3 separate regions of the Homo sapiens genome follow, and all the other regions are linked to region 3. A link is a loop called in an ENCODE intact Hi-C map of the cell type or tissue named here. Cell type or tissue: sigmoid colon. All regions are shown on one strand.

What was found. A loop is a pair of places that touch in the nucleus more often than their neighbours do. Peaks named below come from ENCODE experiments on the same cell type or tissue, not always from the same donor. Only the 100,000 strongest peaks of a DNase experiment are listed, where the experiment ranks them.
Region 1: a loop joins it to region 3, with 6 times the contacts of the local background. A loop is called at or near these places in 23 of 110 quality-filtered maps.
Region 2: it touches region 3 in a loop (8-fold over the local background); 4 of 110 quality-filtered maps call a loop at or near these places.

The regions. Positions count from the first base shown.
Region 1 is chr21:35,613,286-35,621,285 of GRCh38, forward strand. No RefSeq gene overlaps it. Among named protein-coding and RNA genes, the nearest start is that of MIR802, 100 kb to the right of the region's middle. In sigmoid colon, a CTCF peak has its summit at 3,041; no DNase peak of the experiment used is centred here.
Region 2 is chr21:35,319,772-35,327,771 of GRCh38, forward strand. No RefSeq gene overlaps it. Among named protein-coding and RNA genes, the nearest start is that of RUNX1, 270 kb to the left of the region's middle. In sigmoid colon, no CTCF peak of the experiment used is centred here; DNase peaks (open chromatin) are centred at 3,957, 4,380 and 4,820; H3K27ac peaks cover 657 bases.
Region 3 is chr21:34,887,019-34,895,018 of GRCh38, forward strand. RUNX1 (RUNX family transcription factor 1) reads right to left here. Exons shown (of 9, transcript NM_001754.5): 3 at 5,907-5,945; 4 at 1-78. Among named protein-coding and RNA genes, the nearest start is that of RUNX1-AS1, 55 kb to the left of the region's middle. RefSeq lists enhancers at 1-379, 1-33, 44-183, 770-859, 990-1,049 and 1 more and silencers at 1,530-2,209, 2,510-3,309. In sigmoid colon, a CTCF peak has its summit at 3,183 (motif pointing right); DNase peaks (open chromatin) are centred at 1,133, 1,753, 2,823, 3,183 and 3 weaker places; H3K4me3 peaks cover 4,576 bases; H3K27ac peaks cover 4,085 bases; H3K27me3 peaks cover 5,213 bases.

The DNA of each region.
Region 1 (8,000 bases), 730 kb after region 3:
TTGCTTGGCAAACCCTTCCCCCGCTTCAAGCCCTAATATATAAATGCACTTCACCAGCATTTTAAATTTATCCCCGATTCTGAATTAGTGGACTTCTCACTGGCCAAGATTGCATGTTTTTTTCCCTCAAAATCCTCAATACTTTTATGCTCCCAGGAAATGTACCTGTCAATATGTCATGTGCATTCTCTCATTTTCTTAAAAGCAGGAACTAAGTTTCATTTTTCACCCTGGATTCTAAAGCAGTTGGAGAGCTTGAAAGTGAAGGGACTGTCAGAGAGGGAGCAAATACATCTAACCATGGTGAAAAGGTGATGAAAGACTTGTGCCTACATTTCCTCAATTTGTTCTTAAAATAATTGTTGACACACTCTGATTGAGGACCAACTCTTGATTTTCCAAGGCTTAGGTCACGGAGATTGGGAACAAAAGACACAGTTATTTTAAAACACAAATGTGAGCAATTAGTTCCCATTTTTTGCTCTTAATATTTTCACAGATATTAATAAGTAGCTAAGTTGACTTCTTTGAATTTGGTATTTTGCTCCTTCCCCCTGCCCACTCTCTTACAGGTATGCAGTTGGACAGTGAGCTAGTTAAGAGGAATGACATGAAGAAAATTTGAAAATATCACCCAGGCTATGTAAGGTCTATGGGCATTTCTGATAGACCAAACAAATCAACAGTGGATTTAAAGGGGAAAAAGATATGTGTGATATTGGGAGGGTATCTTAGTTTGTTCTCACACTGCTATAAAGAAATATCTGAGACTGGGTAATTTATAAAGAAAAGAGGTTTAACTGGCTAATGGTTCTGCCGGCTGTACAGGAATCATAGAAGCTTCTGATTCTTGGGAGGCCTCAGGAAACTTACAACAATGGTGGAAGCCACAGGGGAAACAAGGTACTTTGCATGGCCAAAGGAGGAAGAAGAGAGAGAAGGCAGAGGTGCTACACACTTTTAAACCACAGGATCTCATAATTCCCGCACTCACTATCACGAGAATAGCACCTAGAAGATTGTGCTAAACCATGAGAAACTGCTCCCACGATCCGATCACCTCCCACCAGGCCCCACCTCCAGCACTGGGGATTACAATTTGACATAGGAGTTGGGCAGGGACACAAATGCAAACCATATCATTCCATCCCTGGCCCCTCCCAAATGTCATGTCCTTCTCTTACTGCAACAGAGGGGAGGAGACTAAAACTGGGGAGTGTGGCAGATAGCATCAGTGTTACAACAGTGTCCCCACGCACTCACGGTCCATATCACAGTCAGACGCGATACTCTTTACCTGCTATATAAACACAGACAACTCCCAACCTCCTCCCTCATGGAATTCACCCTTACAGTGTACCACTGGGAGGCTGGAGGTGCTGGAAAGTTAATGTCCCTGGAGCAGCTCTCAGCCCAGAATGAGTGGGAGTTGGAGGACAAATACTCAGCTTTTCTCCCCTTAGGGCAGGACAGCTCTGAAAGCATATTCTACCCTATTGTTCAATGACACATCTTGCAAATGAGTCACTGACCAGCCTTTGTTCTGGACTACCTTGTCAAGGATGTCTGTATAGAAAAACAGCTTTGGAACATAGAGATAATACCTCCCTCTGGAATGAAGAGCAGGCATGCTTACTGCCCATTATATGAGACTTGGGTTCCCTAAGTACAAAGTTCCCACCCACTGATTGTGTAAGCAAAATCTAGGCCCCATTGTACCATGACCATGGGACTAGGGGGGCAAGGAGAACCAACACAGTAATGCTCATGCTGCCTGTTGCGCTGAAAGGAATAGAGGCCTTTGTCTCTGATATAATGGTCTCACACCATCTGCCAGCATCCATGGCATGTGGCAGGCCAACTCATTAGCTTCTAAGTATGGGGAAGATCTCAGATCCATCACAGTTCTTAACTAAACTCATTGACCTCACATCATGGAAAGCAGCCAATTGCAGGATGAAATTTTAATTTGGCTTACATTAAAAAAATAATTTTCTAAGAAAGTTTATTTTAAAACTTTATTATATTGCTCAGATAGGATCAGAATTAAAATGGAATATTTTGAGAAATGGATCTCCTGTGTCTTTGTAGCCACAAAATTTGAAGTTGAACCACTCAAGTACCCAGCAAGTGGCAGACATACCATGAGCAATAGAGTTAATACAATGATTATCTCAGATTGTGTTGTTGTTTAAAGATTCAGGAGACAAGTCCAGCTCCCCTTCCTGAGAATGAATGCAGCCTACAGGAATGAGGAACTGTGAACTTCCGGGGTATATAGTAATGGGTATATACACAGTGTACATAATAACAGCCAAATACAATGAGTTCATAACTTTTGCTTCTCACTTGTGACCCTATAGGTCAATATTTATATTTTATTTGTTTATGAATTTATTTATTACAGCATAAAAAAGTCTATCTTATTAAGCATATGCCTTAAAATGATGAATGAAGGAAAAACATAATTAATGATGGAAAAGAGAAAAGTTGTTGAGACACGTAATCTTTTGCAAGTTGAACGGGAAGAGCAAACACACGTCTGGCACTGGGATTGGCGATGGGCTTCAAGTCCGAAGCATTTTCATACTTATTCATAGGTGACCAGACCATGTGCAGAACAGAAAGACGAAGCATTAGGAGGTTCATCATCTCTGCAGCCCCATGGAAAGCGGTTACCTCTATTTCACAGATCATTGAAAACAAATCAGATCCCAGTATGGCTTAAGAACCTTGGTTTTGCTTTCACTAAAATTTCTCATACATGGTAATAAAAAGTATTTCAGAAAAAGCTCTTTCTAGACTACCTATAAAAAAGGGCTTATTTTACTACCACTGGTGCTCTCTACACTTAAAAGTTTCCCAATCACATAAGGCACAAAGTTAGGACAACATTGAAAAAGATAGTTATGTAAGCTTCACTGCGGGCAAAATAAACTTCACTTCGGGCACAATAAGCTTCACTTCAAATCAGAGACGGAAGAAAGACCCAAAGCCAGGGAAATAATTTCACCCTTGCTTAATATGCTTTTCAGATTAATCTCAGAATGACACCAAAAGGCCAAGATAAGAAATGCAGGCAGTGAATACAAGCAAAGAGCATTTAATATTAGAAGCTTACATATTGCGTAAGTGATAAAATAGTATGTATTAACAATGTTCTCAATCACCTTAATTTTTCATCATTTTGCTTGTTTGTTTAAGAACTTTCAGTTTCAAACAGAAATAAAATTAGTTTTCTCCCTTGAAAATAGGATATTCATTGCCTGGCCTGATTTTGACATCAATGTTGTAAGTAATTTGGACAACAAACATCCTCAAACACACAGTCGCTTACTAAGTACCTGTGCCACACCAGACATTGTGCTCGATGTTAGGAATTCAAAGAGGAATAAACAGGGCCTATGCCCGTGAGAGCCTGAATTCTGATAGAGACATTTTTTCCCAAGATAAAAAAAAATGAATACGTGACTTAGTTTTTTTTTTTTAATAGGCTCTGAAAATTGGATTTTTTTCCCAAATTTTCTGCAAAATGGAAACCCAGGGAAAAATGAAGACAAGGTTTTATTCAGCAGGTTAATTACATCTTATAACTATGGTAGAAGCTTCCAATTTCCCTACTGGGGTTGGTAGAAAATACACATCAAAATCTCTTACGTCCATGTATGTTCTTTAGGTTACCTCTCACTTTAGTTACTTGGTTTCTTGAAAATCCTTCAACCAGAACAATGAAATGGTCTTAAGTCTGTGTTTGATTGGGCCTTGATGGGGCAATGGAGCCCAAGGCCAAGAGCATCTGCAAAAAAGTGAAAAATGGGATCCTCATAGCCCAGCCTAGATCCCAAAGACAGAAGATCAGCTGTGGATTGAGGACCAAGCCTCCACTGATAATACAGCAGGTTCCTTGGCCCATCCTGTCCTTAACACTAAAGACAGAGTGTGAAGAACCAAATAACGTTGCAGGTATATTCCACAAACTGTTCTCTTTCACACAAATTATTCCAGGGAAAGCTCCCTACCTCAATTTATGACACTGATATAACCTAGGAACCAAAACAAGGACATTAAAAGAAAAATTTACTATAGGCTAATAATCAATCTATCTTATGACTAGAAATGCAAAAATCCTAAATAAAATATTGGTAACCTAAATCCATAAGACTTAAATAAATACATGATGGCCATGTATGATTTATCTCAGCAATACAGGATTAGGTTAACATTAGAAAAATCTCCAAATATAATTCACAGCCCATTACAGGAGAAAAGCTATATGATCACCACAATAGATGCAAAAAAAGCACAAAGGCAAAATTCAACGTCTTGCATGGTAACAAAACAAGTATCCTAAACAAGTTAAGAATGGAAAGAATTCACTTAATATGATGGATGGAATCTATCCAAATTATACAAAATAGTCAAGAATTAGAAGCATTCTCCTAAAGGCAACAAAGCAAGTCAGGAACAAAACGAGAATGCCTACTCTAGCTTCTTCTATTTAACATTGTACCAGAAGGTCAAGATGAGAAGATCACTTGAGCTCATCGGTTCAAGACCAGACTGGGTAATATAGGGAGACTTCATCTCTATTAAAAAAAATAAAACTAAATGACATTGTTCCAGAGATCCTAGCCAGCATGACATGGCATGGCAAAAAAATAATTGATATAATCATCAGAAAGGAAGAAATAAAATTGTCATTATTTGTAGGCTATATGATTATTTACTTAGAAAATTCAAGAGAACCTACAACTTATCAGAGCAAAGAAATAGAGGTAAAGGAATAGCTCAGATGAACTGATTAGAGAGATTAACAACAGACCAACATATGCATGTGCATTTCACATATGGCAGAAGGTCATATAAACCAGTGGGGAAAGAATGAACTATTCAAAAAATGGTTCTGGGTTGACTGACTATCCATTTGGAAAAAAACAACTTTCTTTCATTCCAGTTACAAAAAAATAAATTCCAGATGAATTTGAAAAGGTTTTCTAAATTTAACATTTATGGAAGAAAAATAGAGATTTGTTTTAGAACTCCAAGGCAGAGAAGCATTTCTAAACCAAGGCACAGAAATGACACATAACAAAGAAAAGAGTGATACACTTTTTTGCTATATTAAAATTTGAAATCTCTGTGTGGCACCATAAACAGAGTGAAATCTAGAAGCCAAATACTGGAGAAGACGTGAGCAACACAAATAGCTACAAAAGAGACTTTCTCTTAGGTCTTCTTGGTCAGAAATAGGTCTGGGGAAGCAAGGAATAGGGAGAGATTTGTTGAAGGACACAAAATTATGGCTAGATAGGAGAAATAAGTTCTAGTGTTCTATACCCCTGTAGGATGACTATTGTTGACAATAATATACAGTTTCAAATAACTAGAAGGAGGATATTGAATGTTACCAACACAAAGAAATGATAACTGTTTGAGATGATGGATATGCTAATTACCCTGATCTGATGATTATATATTATATGCATTGAAACATCACCATGTGCCTCATGGATATGTACAATTATTATTTGTCAATTAAAAAATAAAATAAAATAAAATAAATGAGTCTGATGACCATCAATCATTGTTCATCCACAATGAGGAAGACCTGTCTTCCTTTCTTAGCACATTGTCTCTTCACACTTTAACTAAATTGGGTCACTTTTCACAAAAATGAAAGGAGAAAAGTGTTGGCTAAATAAACAATCTACAGCATCTGGCAAAGGCAGTTCATGGGCAATTGACAAAACAGCAAACCAGAATGGCTGATAAACAAATGAAAGTTGTGAACTTCACTAGTAGTTGGAAGAATATAATTTAAGAGAGAGAGGGGTCACCATACAACCAGCATACTGAAGCATTCTAAATCATCTAATAACACCAACTTATTGGGGTTTTATGAAGCCCATCTCTGCTTGCCTGTCTTACAAGCCTCTGAAATTCAATGTGTTCAAAAGCGAACCACTTCCTCCAAACCCTTTCTTCTTCTCAATCCAGTAAATGCTACCACCAAGAACTCAAGGGAAAGACTTGAGTCATCCTTACAACTGTCATAGCCTCAACCCTCTTATCCAGTCATCCTGACAATATCTGTAAACCCTCTGGGTCTGACTCCACACCTCTAGAATCCATCTCCACTGCCTGGGAGATGTCATCATCATTTCCTGCATGGATAACCTTTACATCCACTTAACCAGTCTTTCTTCCTCCTTATCTCACTGCCTGCCAACCATTATTCAGTGAGCAGTGCGACTGACTCTTCCACAATTAAAAACATTCTATAGTCTTTGCTATAAAGATCAAGTTGAAATCCCAAATGGGATGGCCCTTAACAATTCGCCTGTTCCTCTTACAGCCTCATCTACAGTTTCCCCTGTATTTCCCATTCTTACTGTGTTACTTTTCCCTAAGTATAATACACTCATTAGAGTTATTTCAGTGAGGATCTAGTAGCAGTAAATTCATCTAATATTTGTTTGAAATCTTCTCTTATTTTGCTTTCATTCTGGAATGATTGTTTATTCCAGGATAATGGTTATTTAAGCAACAGGAGTTTAATGGCCTCCTTCTAACTTTTGTCTGAGATTATCCTCACTTATTAAACAAAGTCTACTTCACAAAAGAGATTCACTACTCTAATTACCTTCTTTCCTTTGTTTATTTCTGACCACAATGATGCTCCTGCAAGAAACCCAGCAATGGGGACAACACTCATGTCTATCCAGCTTTGCAGGGTAATGCAAGCTCAAAAATATTCATGTACCATGTCATCATTTAAGGCAAAGTCAGACTGTTATGCTTAGCTTCCTATGATTTAAAAAAAATCTGTAAGTGATAAATGTTTGAGATGATGGATATGCCACTTACTCTGATCTGATTACATACAGTATATATATCAAAACATCACTATGTACCCCATGAATATGCATAATTTATTATTTGTCAATTTAAAAATAAAATTTTAAAAACTGTAAGTTAAATCATGATTTTAAACTTTCTATTTTAGTCCTACATGTAAAAGCCAGACATGAGACTCAATGTTCAGAACACTGAGACTAACTTATTTTGTAAAATAGATCATTTCCTATCAGCTGGCAAGTTTAGATAAATGCATGTTATTAATTAGATTACTTGTACCCTCACATTGGCATAAATGAGTAACATGTATTCATTTCTAAAACACTAATATTTGTGTTTACACAAATATTACACCAAAAATATGTGTTTACACAAATATTACACCAAAAATATTTGTGTAATACATTTATTGATTTATAGCAAAGATACAGGTTAAAGTTGTTTTGAGTTTTATTGCATCACAAAACTATTAAGTTAATGCTCAGAAGAGAAAGACATGTTTTGAGAAAATAGAAAAGATTCCAGGAGTCTATTGGCCAAAAGGAAAACATGCCAAGGAGTGACATACACATACAGCCACATGCCTCTAAGAGTGTGTGATATGGTTTGACTGTGTCCCCACCCAAATCTCATCTTGAAATGTAGTTCCCATAATCCCCACGTCATGGGAGGGACCCAGTGGGAGGTAATTGAATCATGGGGGCAGTTACTCCCATGTTGTTCTCATGATAGTGAGTGATGGTTTTATAAGGGGCTTCCCCAGTCACCTGGTTCTCACTCTTCTCCTTACTGCGGCAATGTGAAGAAAGACCTGTTTGCTTCCCCTTCTGCCATGATTATAAGTTTCCTGAGGCCTCCCCAGCCATGCTGAACTCTGAGTTAATTAAACCTCTTTGCGTTATAAATAACCCAGTCTTGGGTACATCTTTATTAGCAATGTGAGAATGGACTAATACAGTGTATGAATTTATATCAAGTTTCCTCGAGTGAGGTAGACATACTTATTTTGTGCAAGGGATATATTTGACCTAAACATGCATAAAACATAGATATTCACTTTTAAACCACCAAAAAATATTACTAATTCCTCCTCCTTAATTGGCATTTCTTTTGTTATTCATATATGGAATCTAAATCTACCA
Region 2 (8,000 bases), 430 kb after region 3:
GATGGTGATGCCAGCTTGGAGCAGGCTGAGAGCTGTCGGCATGGAGATGTGGCCACGCCCCACTATGTGTCAGTGAAATTGGAATTAGTGTCTCCAAGGCTATTCCTGCTGTCCTTCCTGTTCGGCTTCCCACGTCCCTCCCCACTTCTCCTGCCTCGGCTTGGGATGCTCTTCCCTCTCATTTTCACTTTCAAAATTCCACCTTACCCTTCAGTGCTCTCAGAAGTTATCGTCCCCCTTGGCAAAGTCTTCCCTGATTGTTGTGGCCGGATATAATTTGCCTAGGCTTGGAAACCTTACAGCACTGACTCTACATGCCATCTGCATATGCAGCATTTAGCACACTGCCTGAAATCTGATTGAACTTGGTCTTCTGTATTGCATGGAGAACCACTAGATGACTTGGGCCTCATAAACATCTTCTTGTACCCTCTTTCAGGGTTAGCACCTAGTCCACTATCTTACATATGAGTACTCAAAACTATTTGTTGAAGGAACAAAGGACTGTCTCTGTGCTTGCTGGTGTGTATCGTTCTCTTCATTTAACATCTCATTTTTATTTGCATAACCCCACCTCTTTGAATATCATTTGCTAACCAACTCTATGGAGGAAATACAAAACTATTCTTTTAAACATAGGATCTGTCCCTGGTGGGCTGCACTTGGCAGCAGCAATGGTCTGAAACCTCCAAAGACTTGGTAAGAGCTGTGGGGAAGTGCAAAGAGTGTTCAATTAACTCTCCTTACTCAAAGTAAATGGAGGTACTTAAGCCAACAGCCGTATATTCTCAATTGCTCTTATGACCAGACTGTGAACTCCTTAAACACGATTTATTCATCTCAGTTCGTGCAACACGGCATGTGCCTGGTGCACAGTAGGCTCTCCAGACATGTTGGTTGAATGGATAAATCATAATATGAGCATTGAGCCTTCTGCTGGGCCCACTTGGAAGGCAATAAACCGCATAGTGGTAGCTCACCCCGGAATTACGGAGTCCTCTGAGAGGCAGGTCTCACCACCATGGAGAAGGTAGCACTACCATTTTACTGCACAGTCTTCCCAAATTTATGCGTTAAAAGTGTGCAGCAAGTAGGTAAAAATGCAAAGATAAACCTGATCAATTGTTTCTGTCTTACCCATCACCTGCCACCACGGAGAGTCATTGTTTTCTGTCTACTGCTTTCATTCATCTTTTTCCTTGCCCTGGAGCCGTTTTTCAGGGTTCCTGGCAAGGGGCCACCCTCCTTCCCTCATCCGATCAGGCCAGAAGACAGCGTGAGTTGCTCTTTTCCCTTTTTCTTCTTTGTTTTCTTTTGTAAAGAGTTTCCATGCATGTTATTTGTAAATATCAGTACTATGTGTTTTTTGGCATTAGCTTAGAGTATCTAATTTGTGATATCTTCCAGTTCATTACTTATAGTCTTAATTTCAGGAGCAAAAATGAGAGGATCTCTAGGCAGGAAGCTGTAAACGAGGCTCCATGTGCAGTACATGTTTGGCCCAGGTCTTCCATGAGTATTCTACGTTTGCTACCATCCCTGAAATAAGTGCTTCCTTCCTCCTCTTTTTTTCCTCGTGGTGAGGGGAGGGGAGGGGGTTCCTCCTATTTTCTGCAACTGTTTACTTAAGCAGGCATCAATAATTCAGGACATCAGCTCCATTTCTGAAAGCCCAGGTGAGGGCAAAGGGCTTAGCACCAGGCCAGCGGCTCATTTACTCACTCCTGCAGGACTCCACAGAGATTGCACCAGGCTCCTGCCCGGCCAGACCTCAGCCACACTTGAAGAGGGGAAGACGGTAAGCATTGACTTCAGAGTTCAGATCTCCTTTGTTTTCTTTCCTTAGCTACTTACCAGTTTCCCTGAACCTATGAAGATGCCAGAGGCCGTCTCTGGAGTGAGGCCTCTCTGTTGGTTTTGAGCTGCAGCATGCCACCCAGAGCAGCCTCTGATCCCAGCCTCAGACCCAGGCTTCTGAAACCAGACCAGGTAAGGAGAATTTGAATTTATTCCTTAATCTGACAAATGTTTATGAGACTCAAAGATGAAAATGTGGCTGTGACTTAAGAGAGGCAGAATTAAAGCCTGAGCTATACTTTCTTTATACCTAAGGTCAGAAGGCGACCGAGACATGGTCTCACATCTGGGATATGTGTAAGTTTCAGGACTGCAGGGATCTACGTAAACAGGTATTTATAGCCTCTTCCTCCTGAAATGATTCAAGGTGCTGGGTCTCTTTGTTCTGCAATTGAGTCTGGTTTCTCCAAGAAGTCCTCAAACATCTCTCCTTAAGTTCAAAATGTCTCCTTGAAAATAAAACCTAACTGGTCTGAGACATTATTTGGGATTTCTAGTTCAAAATGTGAGAAATGACTCCTACTGCCAGGATAAAGGCACAAGTACATTTGTCCATCTCTGCCACCCTTTCCACCCCCAGCCCTACATGCCCCACTCCTACCTTCAGCCGGGTCACTTGTAACCTCTGACTGGGGAGGGTCATCTCTATTTTCAAAAATATCCAGAGAAGACTCAAGAACGTTCCTTGATATCTCCACTCTCTCATGCAATGATCCTCAACAGCAACACAAACTTCTTATACCCCAAAACACTCAGACCACTTTTGAGAGCTCTTCCTCTCTTTCATCTCTCCCAATCAATCAACGATGGATCATTTGCCACCATTCTTCTGATAGTCACAATTTGATTAACTCAAAGGCGTTTTACAGTTGTGTTTATAGTTCTGCTTCCATGAACTCTCTCCTGCAGTTGCTTAACTAATCTTTCCCTGCCCCAGACTTTGTCTAGTCCAGTGTATACTGCAAAGTATTGCCAGTCTAATCTCTCTATGACAGTTCTGATCAAGCCACTCCCCAACCCATCCCACTCCAAACACCCTACCCCCATCAAAGGTATATGGCTGGTAAGTGACCTGAGCGAGATCTCTCTAGGAGACCCACTGATACTCATGCCTTACGCCGAGCTCTCGGAATTTTCCGAGCATCTCTTTTGCTCTCTGGTGTCTCCACCATTCACCTCTTAAGACTCTCTCAACCCAGCAGGCTACCCTCCGTTCGCATTTCTACCTGTCAAGATCCTATCCATTCACTGAGCGTCACAGGAGAATTGTAGTTTATTACATAGGGTCCTTGGCCTACTTGCTCATAGTAGGTCTAGCTGGGAAGAGAGACATAAACACAGACATTTGAATGCATACAGTGCTTTGGGGGCTGCTAAGGGGACAGAGCATAGGAGCCCTTAGCCTTTGTAGAGATGACATTTAAACAGCTTCTTGCTGGGCAGGAAAAAGTTGGCCATATAAAGAAGTTGGTGGAAGGGTATTGCAGATAAAGGGAACCACATCAGCAAAGGAAACTAAAAAGTGTTCATTAGAGAACATAGTATGCAGTCAAGACGGGCCCAAGCCATTATCAAGAACTTCCCACATAGCAAGAAGGCTTGGCACCACACTCTTTGCTTGGCCTACCTTGTTTGACTCACCTCATACCCTGTAAGGTGGATACTGTTAGCATCGAAGCTGTTTTACAGATGAAGACACTGAGACACAAAGAAATGGAGTAACAGCCAGGTTCACACAGATAGCAAGTTAAGTGTGGAGCCCAGCTTTGAACCCAGGAATCTGACTACAAAAACTGAACTCTACATAGCTATTCCTCTTCAGCTGAGAATGCAGTTACAGAAAAAGGCCAAGGTGCCTTCAAAGTTCTGTAGTTAGTGGGTTCCAGGTGTGGCTTTGCATCAGTTACTTGTGCCACGGACACTTTCTCGGTTTTAGTTTCTTCATCTATAGCCGTGTTTCCCAACAGGGAGTGATTGTACCCTGCCCCCCGCCCCGGGGCACATTTGGCAATATCAGGATACATTTTGGATGGATATAGTGGAGGTGGGGTGGGGGAGCGCTATACAACCAGTGGGCAGAAGCCAAGGATGCTGCTCAACATTGTGCAATGGATAGCAACAGGGCCCCCACCACAAAGAATGATCTGACCCCAGTATCAACAGCACTGAGGCTGAGAACATCTGCTTTATGGAGGAGGCTTAAGACCCACACATGCACCCCACATCACTGACTATTCTAAGTGTTCCAGGAGCTAACGTGCACAAAACTCCCGTGGCAGAAACTATTGGCTGAAACTGCAAAGTTCCCAGGGGGACTCGATCCTCTTGGGTGGATCTTCTTCGAGTTTACTTCAATGACAAGATCCACGTCCTCCATGAACCCCGTGTTTTCTTCAAATAAAGTCCTGCAGGCCCACGTGGCTGCCTGGGCTGCTGGCAGCAGCCTCTTAGCTCCCGCTGCACTGGGTTTTCTCTTGGAGGTTGCACCCCTTGCCGTGACTGTGTTTCATCTCGCCTGTTCCTGGCATTGCCTCTGACAGCTGGACTTACTGAGAGACCAGGCCCCAGATGAAAATTCTCAGCACGGCCCCACCATGCTCCCTGGCCCAACCCAGGCTGGAGTAAGACAGTCAGACATTTCTTCTCTGCTTAGTATTCATCTTTCTTTCCCCAGTTATCTGTATTTACTTTGAAAATCATTTCCTCTGTTTTACTCGGTTTGCCTTTGAGCCCAATTGCCTGCTCAGTTCCCTGTCCCTTCTGTTTATTTCTACTTCTCATTTTTCCCATTGATCAGATGCCCTGGAAATATAGCAGGAACAGTGTGTTCCCTGTAATATTTGGTTACACTTAATATTTCTCAGCAAAATGTAGCCTTGGAACACCAAGCGGTAAAAATCCAGGCCTGCTCTGCTTACACTGGACATCGGCTTCAGCACAGGCTCCGATTCATTTCGGATCTATTCCCTCCTTAAAGGGGAGTCACACCCAGCCTACAGCAGGAAGGTGCCTCAGCAGGCGAACTGCCAAGCATGTGCACAGAAAGCTGTTTCCTCAAATAAGTGCACGGCTATAACACAGTAGGTGCTTGACTGAATAAAGATACGGCACCCTGTGAAAGTGCCAGATGAATATGCTGTCGAATCCCACAACTCTTCCGTAAACACAGTTTTTCTAGATCAGCCTTTGCCATCAGGGCTACTAATCCTAATTTTCCCTGATGCCACTTTATGATTATGTGACTCAAACTGAGAACTAATGAAACTCTTTCGTGCCACAGTCGTCCTTACAGGCCCCTTTGGTGAGCGGATGAAAGCTATGCAACTTTTCTCCAGAACTGCCTTGCCTGCCTCACAGAATATTCTGAATGTTCTGGGCACTAATGTGGATGAAACTCATTACTTAGGAATGCATTTGCCAGAGACTATTGGCTTAAACCGCAGTCTCTGAGGGGACCCAGTCCTCCTGGGTGGCTCTTCTCTGTGTTTGCTTCAGTGATAGAATCCTCTTTCTACATGAACCCTGTGTTTTCTTTAGAATACAATATTTAGTTAACCCTCAGCAGGGTCCCACCCACGAAACCCATGGTTTCAAACTTAAGAACCAGTCTCTACCTTCTTGGTTTAGAAAATACCACTAGGAAATACCGTGAGTGAAGCATTGTTTAGTTACGGTAACAGAAATCAACAGCAACACAACAACACAAACTCTTACTCAAACCCATCAACAGTTCCCACCCAAAGTTTCTCTTTGGGCATAAAGATATATTTTCTTGTGTGGCTTTAAAAAGCCAGGAATATGTATATGACAAAGAAAGACACTGAAAAGCAAGAGATGAGGAAACAAATTGAAAACCAAGGTTTTTGAGGAAGCGTATCCTCACCTCTCACCTAACGGAACAGGGTTAATAAGTGGCCCATCAGCACTGAGAAAGTTATAGGGGCAGCTCTGAACTAAAGTCTCAAATATAGTATGATGTGAACGTGACCATACACGCCCCAGGTAGAGTTCTGGCAGCAACCCGCTAGACCACAGACCCCTCGCAACAACCAGATCTTTGTCTTGGTCCTGTTCTCTTCCACTAGGTTGAAGAGTATTCAGTTCTGTGTATCTGTATCACTACCCCTACCCCAGCCTTCTAAGGAGGTGGGACACTTCATCTGCTGAGCCAGCAACTAGACCTTCATCATGACGTGTGGGGAGGGGGCTGATGGAGCTCCCAAGTTTTGCTCAGAAAAAGGGAGTGGGTAAGGGATGAATGGGAGAGAGAACCACTCAAGGTGAAAAGAGTGGAGGATGGGAAACCTGCATACAGAGACAGGAGCAAGGGAAGCCATGGAGAGGATTTCTTAAATTAAAGCTCCCCTTTACTTGGGCTTCTAGAAGCCTCCATGTCATTTAAAGTGATTAGAACTGGAGAGAGAAAGACACAAAGTGGCCAGATAGTCAAAATGTCAAATTCTTTTGAACTATGCCGTTATCTGCAACTGAGATATTTTCACTTCTGTGCTGCTTGGAGGATGCAGATAAAATCCACCCACTTTATCTGGTAAGAGGTCCCAGTCCTCTTCATGGCTGAAAAGAATCAGCACCATACACACGTGTGGATTTCTCTTCCTTTCCTCTCCATCTGAGCAAGGCAGGAACTCATGGTTTAAGCAAGAGAAAGAAACAAAGTGAGAAATGAAGAATCATGGGCAGTGTGGGGCAGGTGTGGAGGGATGCAGTTTATACACAGAGAAGATTTGCAGACCCAGGACCCAGGGTCAAGGAAGAGCACGTCTTTCCCCAGCTCTTCTGCCTCTCCACTCACCATGGCAGGGGAGAGATTTTCCACAGAGACGAGCCCATAATGGAGGCAATAACCCTCTCCAGCGCAGGACTCTGCACCTCCAAGGCACCCTTTCTGATCATCTCAGAGGGAGAAAAGCCAAGCCCTTTTCTTTTCACATCCTCCTGTCTTTCATCCCCTCTGTGCCTTGATTTCAAAGCCTTTCTGAAACAAATGTGAAGTTGAAAGGATAGATTTCAATTATTTTATTTTGTAAAGGTTAAAAAGGTTCTTGTAAATGACTGATGCAAATACTGGAAACCCAGTTAAAACAACTGGATACCAGATGGCAAAGGAGAGTGGTTTACTGTAAAGTGTTATGGAGTAGGAGCTCATTTACAAGAAGCAATTACACAAACAGCCCTGAGCATCCAAGATCCCATAAAAGAGTGGCTGGGGTGAAAGTGCAGGATTGGCTGAGCACGTATGATTTCCACATCCCAATGTGAACTGTGCAATTGTTATCTTACCTGTTGCCCTTCCACTGGGCTACGATTCTAAGTCTAGGCTGGCCTGCCAAGAAGCACAGTCACAGCCCTAAACAGAGATGCTTGCACTTTCTCCATCACTTAGTGGCCTAGGGGAGTTTCCTCATAGGAGAACTTTAACAATACAAGGAGTGTAGGCAGCTGGCATCATTGTATTGAAGCCTGGGGAACTTGGTTTTTATCTCAGGTCAAGAGAACAGGAGAAAATCCCTTTACAATCTGGATGCCTTTTTTCTCTCATTATAATAAATTGAGAATGAGCACAATACACTTTACTGTCCATGTTCAATCCTAGGTATGCTCTTGCATGCATGTAGACACTGTATGCAAATCACAAAAGCAAATCATGAAGCTGTAGCTGAGAATTTGACATTGTAGTTTCTTGCTCTACACACCCATCAGGTCTGGGCTGACCTGGCTGCCCTCCTCCATGTTAAACCTCCTGGTGCCCATTTCAGTGCCCTGAGGCCAAGTCTCTGCCTCCAAGTGCCATGACCTCCCCAAGGTCAGCCTTCTGGTTTATCTTACCTTGGCTAGACCGGGTAAACCTTTACATCTGGTAATCAACTTGACTGTGATCTGTGCTGGGAAGAGACCATGCACTCACTCCAGAACACAATCACAGGGCAGGTGGTAACATGTGCTTTTGGGGAGGCTTTCTATAAACCCATACATATCCCAGGCATTACTCTTTTTTATCAGAGCCTTTTCTGGGGGGAAATTACAGTCAAGAATGTAAGTTTCACCTTGCCAAGGCAGTGAGAAAAATACTTGTGTGCAGGTGGGACTTCCAGGGCCTGGAAATCACAGTAACCATTCTCATG
Region 3 (8,000 bases):
CCAGCGGCAACGCCTCGCTCATCTTGCCTGGGCTCAGCGCGGTGGAAGGCGGCGTGAAGCGGCGGCTCGTGCTGGCATCTACGGGGATACGCATCACAACAAGCCGATTGAGTTAGGACCCTGCAAACAGCTCCTACCAGACGGCGACAGGGGCGCGGATCTTCAGCAAGCAGCTCCCGGGAGACCAACATACACGTTCAGGGGCCTTTATTACTGCGGGGGGTGGGGGGGGGCGGGGGTGGTTAGGGGAGGAGGGAGACTAAGTTACTAACAGTCCAGGAGGGGAAAACGTTCTGGTTCTGCGGATCGGCCTCTGACCCAGGATGGGCTCCTAGCAACCGATTGCTTAGTGCATTAAAAAGTGGAGACTATCTTCCACGAATCTTGCTTGCAGAGGTTAAGTTCTGTCTTTGGCTGTTAGAAAAGTTCCTGAAGGCAAAATTCTCATACACTTCCTAAAATATTTATGCGAAGAGTAAAACGATCAGCAAACACATTATTTGGAAGTTCCAGTAGTTAATGCCTGTCAGTTTTTTGCAGGTGAGTTTTGTCTAAAGTCCCAACAGAACACAATTATCTCCCGTAACAAGGCCACTTTTATCATGCAAAACTGGCTTCAGTCCCGAAAAGCAAGAGCTGAGACTTCCAAAGGTAGTGCTACTAATGTATGTGCACGTATATATAAATATATACATATGCTCTACTTCATAAAATATTTACAATACAATCTGTGGAGAATTTAAACACAACAGAAATCCATTAATGTACGCTGCAGATTTTTTTAAGTAGCCTTGAAAATCAGCTTCAGTAGTTGGAGCAGTGCTGAGCTAGAAGTACTTGTCATGTTCTCTGTTCTCTCAATGAATTCTGTCAAAACGCTCAGTGCAGAAAATTCAGCGTTTCAGAGATCTTCAGCTAATCTTAAAACAACAATCATAAGAAGGCCCAGTCGATGACACTCAGGGTTCTACAGCTCTCCCACATCTGTGAACTCGGGTTTGGGGATGTTGGTTAAGTTTGTGGCTGGTCCTCTGGTTTGTTGGGAGTTGAGCAGCCGCAGAGTCACACACATGCAAACACGCACTCTTCGGAAGGCAGCCACTGTCTACATCAGCTGGGTGACTCAGCCCTGACTCGGGCAGCAGCGAGACGATACTCCTCCACCGTCGCCCAGCACCCGCCGGTTAGCTGCTCCGAGGCACGAACACCCACGAGCGCCGCGTAACCGCAGCAGGTGGAGCGGGCCTTGAGGGAGGGCTCCGCGGCGCAGATCGAAACAGATCGGGCGGCTCGGGTTACACACGCACGCACATCCTGCCACGCACACTGCCACGCACACGCAACTTCACGGCTCGCCTCGGACCACAGAGCACTTTCTCCCCCTGTTGTAAAAGGAAAACAATTGGGGAAAAGTTCGCAGCCAGGAAAGAAGTTGAAAACATCCAGCCAAGAAGCCAGTTAATTCAAAAGGAAGAAAGGGGAAAAACAAAAAAAAACAACAAAAAAAGGAAGGTCCAACGCAGGCCAAGGAGAAGCAGCAGAGGTTGACTTCCTTCTGGCGTCCCTAGGAGCCCCGGAAAGAAGTGCCTGGCGGCGCAGGGCCGGGCAGCGTGGTGCCCTGGCTGGGTCCGGCCGCGGGGCGCCCGTCCCGCCCGCGCCCGCTGGCTCTATGAATGAGAGTGCCTGGAAATGAACGTGCTTTTACTGTAAGCCCGGCCGGAGGAATTCCATTCCCTCAGCTCGTTTGCATAGGGGCGGCCGGCGGCCAATCACAGGCCTTTCCGGTATCAGCCAGGGCGCGGCTCGCCGCCGCCGGCTCCTGGAATTGGCCCGCGCGCCCCCGCCGCCGCGCCGCGCGCTACTGTACGCAGCCCGGGCGGGGAGTCGGAGGCCACCCCCGCGCCCCGCATCCAAGCCTGCATGCTGGCCCGGGGCCCCGCCCGCGTGCGGACCCCTTTCCGCAGCCACACGCAGGCTTGTGCGGCTCCGCGAGTGGCCACGGTCCGGAGACCTGGAAAAAGAAAGCAGGCCCCGCCGGCCCGAGGAGGACCCGGCCGGCGCGCCGCACCCGGAGAGGCCCGGCCCCGCGAGCCGCTGCAGGCAGGCGCAGTGGCCGCCACGAGGCTCCCGAACCGGGCTGCAGCCCGCGGACGGCCCCAGATCCTGCGCGGCCGCCCAGGGCCAGGCCTCCGCTTCCAGGGCGGGGGTGCGATTTGGCCGCGGGGCCCGGGGGAGCCACTCCGCGCTCCTGCACCGTCCGGCTGGCAGCTGCGGCGAAGCGGCGCTGATTCCTTGCATGAGGCCGGACGGCGTCCGCGCGTGCCGTTTGCTCTCAGCGTCTTCCCTTGGGTCGGTTTCTGTAATGGGTGTTTTTTACCGCTGCGCCCGGGCCGCGGCTCGATCCCTCCGCGCGTCTCACTTGCTGCGTGCGTCAGCGGCCAGCGAAGAGTTTCCTAGTCAGGAAAGACCCCAAGAACGCGCGGCTGGAAGGAAAGTTGAAAGCAGCCACGCGGCTTGCTCCCGGGCCTTGTAGCGCCGGCACCCGCAGCAGCCGGACAGCCTGCCCGGGCCCCGCGTCTCCCCTCCGGCTCCCCGGAAGCGGCCCCCGCTCCTCTCCCCGCCCCCGTGCGCTCGAGCGGCCCCAGGTGCGGAACCCACCCCGGCTTCGCGTGCGGGCGGCCGCTTCCCCCTGCGCCGGTCCCCGCGGTGCTGCGGGCATTTTCGCGGAGCTCGGAGGGCCCCGCCCCCGGTCCGGCGTGCGCTGCCAACTCCGACCCCGCCCGGCGGGGCTCCCTCCCAGCGGAGGCTGCTCCCGTCACCATGAGTCCCTCCACGCCCTCCCTGCCGGGCCCTGCACCTCCCGGGGCCTCTCATCCACCCCGGGGCTGCAACCCAGTCCCCGGATCCCGGCCCCGTTCCACCGCGGGCTGCTTTGTGGTCCCCGCGGAGCCCCTCAATTAAGCTCCCCGGCGCGGGGGTCCCTCGCCGACCTCACGGGGCCCCTGACGCCCGCTCCTCCCTCCCCCAGGGCTAGGGTGCTGTGGCCGCTGCCGCGCAGGGACTGTCCCCGGGCGTTGCCGCGGGCCCGGACGCAGGAGGGGGCCGGGGTTGACTGGCGTGGAGGCCTTTCCCGGGCGGGCCCGGACTGCGCGGAGCTGTCGGGACGCGCCGCGGGCTCTGGCGGACGCCAGGGGGCAGCAGCCGCCCTCCCTGGACGCCGCGCGCAGTCCCCGGAGCTCCCGGAACGCCCCCGACGGCGCGGGGCTGTGCGGCCCGCCTCGTGGCCTTCGGGTCGCCCGGGAAGAACTAGCGTTCGAGGATAAAAGACAGGAAGCCGCCCCAGAGCCCACTTGAGCTGGAACGGCCAAGGCGCGTTTCCGAGGTTCCAATATAGAGTCGCAGCCGGCCAGGTGGGGACTCTCGGACCAGGCCTCCCCGCTGTGCGGCCCGGTCGGGGTCTCTTCCCGAAGCCCCTGTTCCTGGGGCTTGACTCGGGCCGCTCTTGGCTATCTGTGCTTCAGGAGCCCGGGCTTCCGGGGGGCTAAGGCGGGCGGCCCGCGGCCTCAACCCTCTCCGCCTCCGCTCCCCCTGGGCACTGCCAGCACCCGAGTTCAGTTTTGTTTTAATGGACCTGGGGTCTCGGAAAGAAAACTTACTACATTTTTCTTTTAAAATGATTTTTTTAAGCCTAATTCCAGTTGTAAATCCCCCCCTCCCCCCGCCCAAACGTCCACTTTCTAACTCTGTCCCTGAGAAGAGTGCATCGCGCGCGCCCGCCCGCCCGCAGGGGCCGCAGCGCCTTTGCCTGCGGGTTCGGACGCGGCCCGCTCTAGAGGCAAGTTCTGGGCAAGGGAAACCTTTTCGCCTGGTCTCCAATGCATTTCCCCGAGATCCCACCCAGGGCTCCTGGGGCCACCCCCACGTGCATCCCCCGGAACCCCCGAGATGCGGGAGGGAGCACGAGGGTGTGGCGGCTCCAAAAGTAGGCTTTTGACTCCAGGGGAAATAGCAGACTCGGGTGATTTGCCCCTCGGAAAGGTCCAGGGAGGCTCCTCTGGGTCTCGGGCCGCTTGCCTAAAACCCTAAACCCCGCGACGGGGGCTGCGAGTCGGACTCGGGCTGCGGTCTCCCAGGAGGGAGTCAAGTTCCTTTATCGAGTAAGGAAAGTTGGTCCCAGCCTTGCATGCACCGAGTTTAGCCGTCAGAGGCAGCGTCGTGGGAGCTGCTCAGCTAGGAGTTTCAACCGATAAACCCCGAGTTTGAAGCCCGACAAAAAGCTGATAGCAATCACAGCTTTTGCTCCTTGACTCGATGGGATCGCGGGACATTTGGGTTTCCCCGGAGCGGCGCAGGCTGTTAACTGCGCAGCGCGGTGCCCTCTTGAAAAGAAGAAACAGACCAACCTCTGCCCTTCCTTACTGAGGATCTAAAATGAATGGAAAGAGGCAGGGGCTCCGGGGAAAGGGAACCCCTTAGTCGGCCGGGCATTTTACGGAGCCTGCACTTTCAAGGACAGCCACAGCGTGTACGAAGTGAGGAATTCCTTTCCACCAAGAGCGCTCATTTTAGCGACAATACAGAATTCCCCTTCCTTTGCCTAAGGGAGAAAGGAAAGGAAACATTACCAGGTTCATTCCCAGTGTTTCCCTGGAGTAATGCTAGAATTTACTTTTGTCATAATGCAAAATTAAAAAAAAAAAAAATACAACGAAGCGATACGTTGGGCGGATGCTACGTGACAGATTTTTCCAAATTTTGTTGCGGGGAGAGGGAGGGAGGAGAATTGAAAACGGCTCACAACAGGAATGAAATGTACATTTCTGCAGTGGATTTAAAAAGTACTGCTTGGTTAGTTGGAAGAAAAATAATTTCATTGGAAAACAGTAACAGTGCATTGACGTTTTTCTTCTACAACTTTAGGTAAAGAACTATAGGTGGTCTCAGAAGATAACTAAATCTTTTACCTTTTTGCTCTTTCAAAAGCCTCCCCAAAATATGCATAAAGATGGGATTAGAATCTCAACAATTCTCTTAAAATTACCCTTTGCGAGCAATATATTTCCAAAATCACATTTGTAAAAATGCAGTACGTCTAAAAGAATTATTTCTATTTTAAATGACCATTTACATTTTAAAAAATAGAATGTATCTTGCTATGGTTTGGAACCAAATAGCTGCAGTTTGTATTGATGTCACAGGGATGGAAAACAATTTTGATGAAGAGTAACATGTATGTACAAATCACCTGCCATACACACTATCCAGTTTTGAACATTGGAATTTAATTAAACATTTTTTTCTTCTGAAGTGGCTTTGAGATTACTTCACTTTTCAAATCTAATTACTATGAGAGGGGGGAGGAGAGCCCTTAGTTCTTCCATTACATCCTTCCTCCATCTGAATGTTTCTGTGGGATGCTATGGTTAATGTGTGATGATTTCACTTTCACTTCATAAACCCATTGTGTACCTCACAAGTAGCAAGCTGAGGACATTTTAAAATTAATCTTTTTAAAATTTAGGAATGCTTAGTAAACATTTTACTCTCATAAAAATCTTGCATTACCACTGCTATAACACAGGTAATAAGCTGGGCTGTGAGGGAAGCCAAGCTCTGTTTTGTTTTTAGAGAGTTGTATAGAGGCATTTAATAGCATCAGAATGCACCTATGGTAAACGCTGTAGAACTGAGGGTATCATTTAAGCTTTCATTGAAATATTTTATATGGTATAACATTTACAATATGGAGAACTGCTTTTAAGTATATTGGAATCAGCAGAAACAGCCTTAATTATTTGGTTAAATTATATCACAAGTTATACATAGAGATACATAGATATAAAATCATATACACATCTATGAAGGTGTGTACTTTATTTAAAAATATAACTTGGAATTTAACATACCGTGGACGTCTCTAGAAGGATTCATTCCAAGTATGCATTCTGAAATAACAGAAAGTAGGAAAATAAAAGTAATGCAAGTTTAAAAATTAACTTTCCCCCGACTTTTTTTTTTTTGCTAGCTCATTTCTTCTTACACTTTTTAGCACTGGAGATTTTTATAGCTTTGACACAAAAATGACTTGAAATAGTAAATCACCAAATAAGAAATAAACTGTTCCTTATGCACGTGGTTTTAGGTACCTTCAACCAATGTTCTCCTTCACTAGCTAATACTGAATATCTGTCATAGAATCACCTCTTTTAAGCTCCGTGTGTGATTAAAATGTGATTTATTTAATGAAGATTTAAAATATATTTGGAAGGTGTAGGAACATTAGAATTCAAGGGAAAATTAAAACCAAACCCTAACTTAACGCAAAAACATTTATGATCATTTACTTCCAATGATAGGACATTTTAGAAACATTTTCCCCTGCTTACTCTCCTTCCCTTCTCTCTGCTAGGCAGGTAAATTATTTACATCGAAACCTCTCACAAGTTCTAATAGATTATATCAATTATTATTAGAAATAATTGTTACATGATAATTCCCAAATATGGATCACTTACTGTATACATTTACAACTATAGGTAAACCCATTAAGCAAAGTCACATGAAGCTCTTTTTCTTTCCTTTGAATATCTACATATAATGTTGTGAATTTGAAATTACTCTATCAGCCTTGTATATTGATAACAGCACTGAGTCACAAAGAGGAAATACTGTTCTTTAAAGACAGGATTTGAGCATTTCAAATGCTGCAGACCTAAAGCTTTCAACTCCATGCCACAATATTTAGTATGCTGTTTTTTTTTTTTTAAAAAAAAACCTTTAAAATAAGAGGAGACAATTACTTCAGATTTCTAGATGCTGTTTAAATAGGCAGGAAAACAAGATTTGCAGCTTCTTTAGTCTTATATTTTTGCCAAAGTAAAAGGAACAACTAAAATAAGAGGTTCTGAAGGACTGCTCTATGATGAAATATTAAAGGAATTAAATATGTATAGTCTCAAAGGAGCATCCAAAAAAAAACGAGATTGTGGTTCACAAGTAGATAAAATGACTCCATGAAGACTTTTCTTTTTAAAGAGCAAGGCAGAGAACTAATCATTTGCACTAATTGTGAATGATAAGGTAAGAAATAATAAATGTATCCTGAAGTTACGTCAGCTCAGCTTTAATAGGTGTTGGGGCAGTGGGGTGGGGGTGTGGAATCCACAACGGTAAGACTGACCAGACAGCACACCCAGCGGAACCACGCACCCTGGAAATTATGTCTTGAGACCCAGAGAAGCTTTTCCATGTCTGAGTCTAAGAAATTGGAGTAGGAGAGCAAGAAAACACAAGTTCATCTACACACCTAATAGTTCAGCAATTCTGAGGAAAATGCCAGGATTTTTTAAACCCAAAAACAAGGGCAAAAATGAGTGGATTTTGAAAACTGTGATTGGTAACTATTAAAAACTTTCTTAGTTTGTTGTGTATCAGCAGCCTTGAGAACACAGCAAGTGTGGTTAAATTGGGGAGGGGGAAGGGGTAGGGGGTGAGCAACTGCTGCCCAGGTGAAGTAGCACCTGTGGAGGTTTGAAGTGATTTGCCCATGAAACTGTTAAAGATGCCAGAACCCAAACTGCAAGAGAGGGGAGGTTGCGTGTGTTTAAGACAGTGAACAATGAATCTGGTAGCCCATCCTCCAGTGTGCTAGCTTGCATGCTCTCTCTCTGTCTCTCTCTTCCCTACATCCCCCATTGAATGTAATTATATGCCAGGCAATGGGTGAAGTGCTTTTATATACTTTGCCTGATTTAATCCTCACAAGAACATCATTGCTACCCCCATTTTACAGATAAGGAACCTCACCCTTGGAGAGTTCAGGTAACTTGCCCAAATTCACATCACTCTTGACCTACATAGAAACACACACACACACACACACACACACACACACACACACACACACACACATATTCATATCTACATATAGGTCCACATGCATGGTAAGCTATGTTCCTTTTGGATCATGATTATTTTTGTGGCTATCCTTGGTAGAGTTC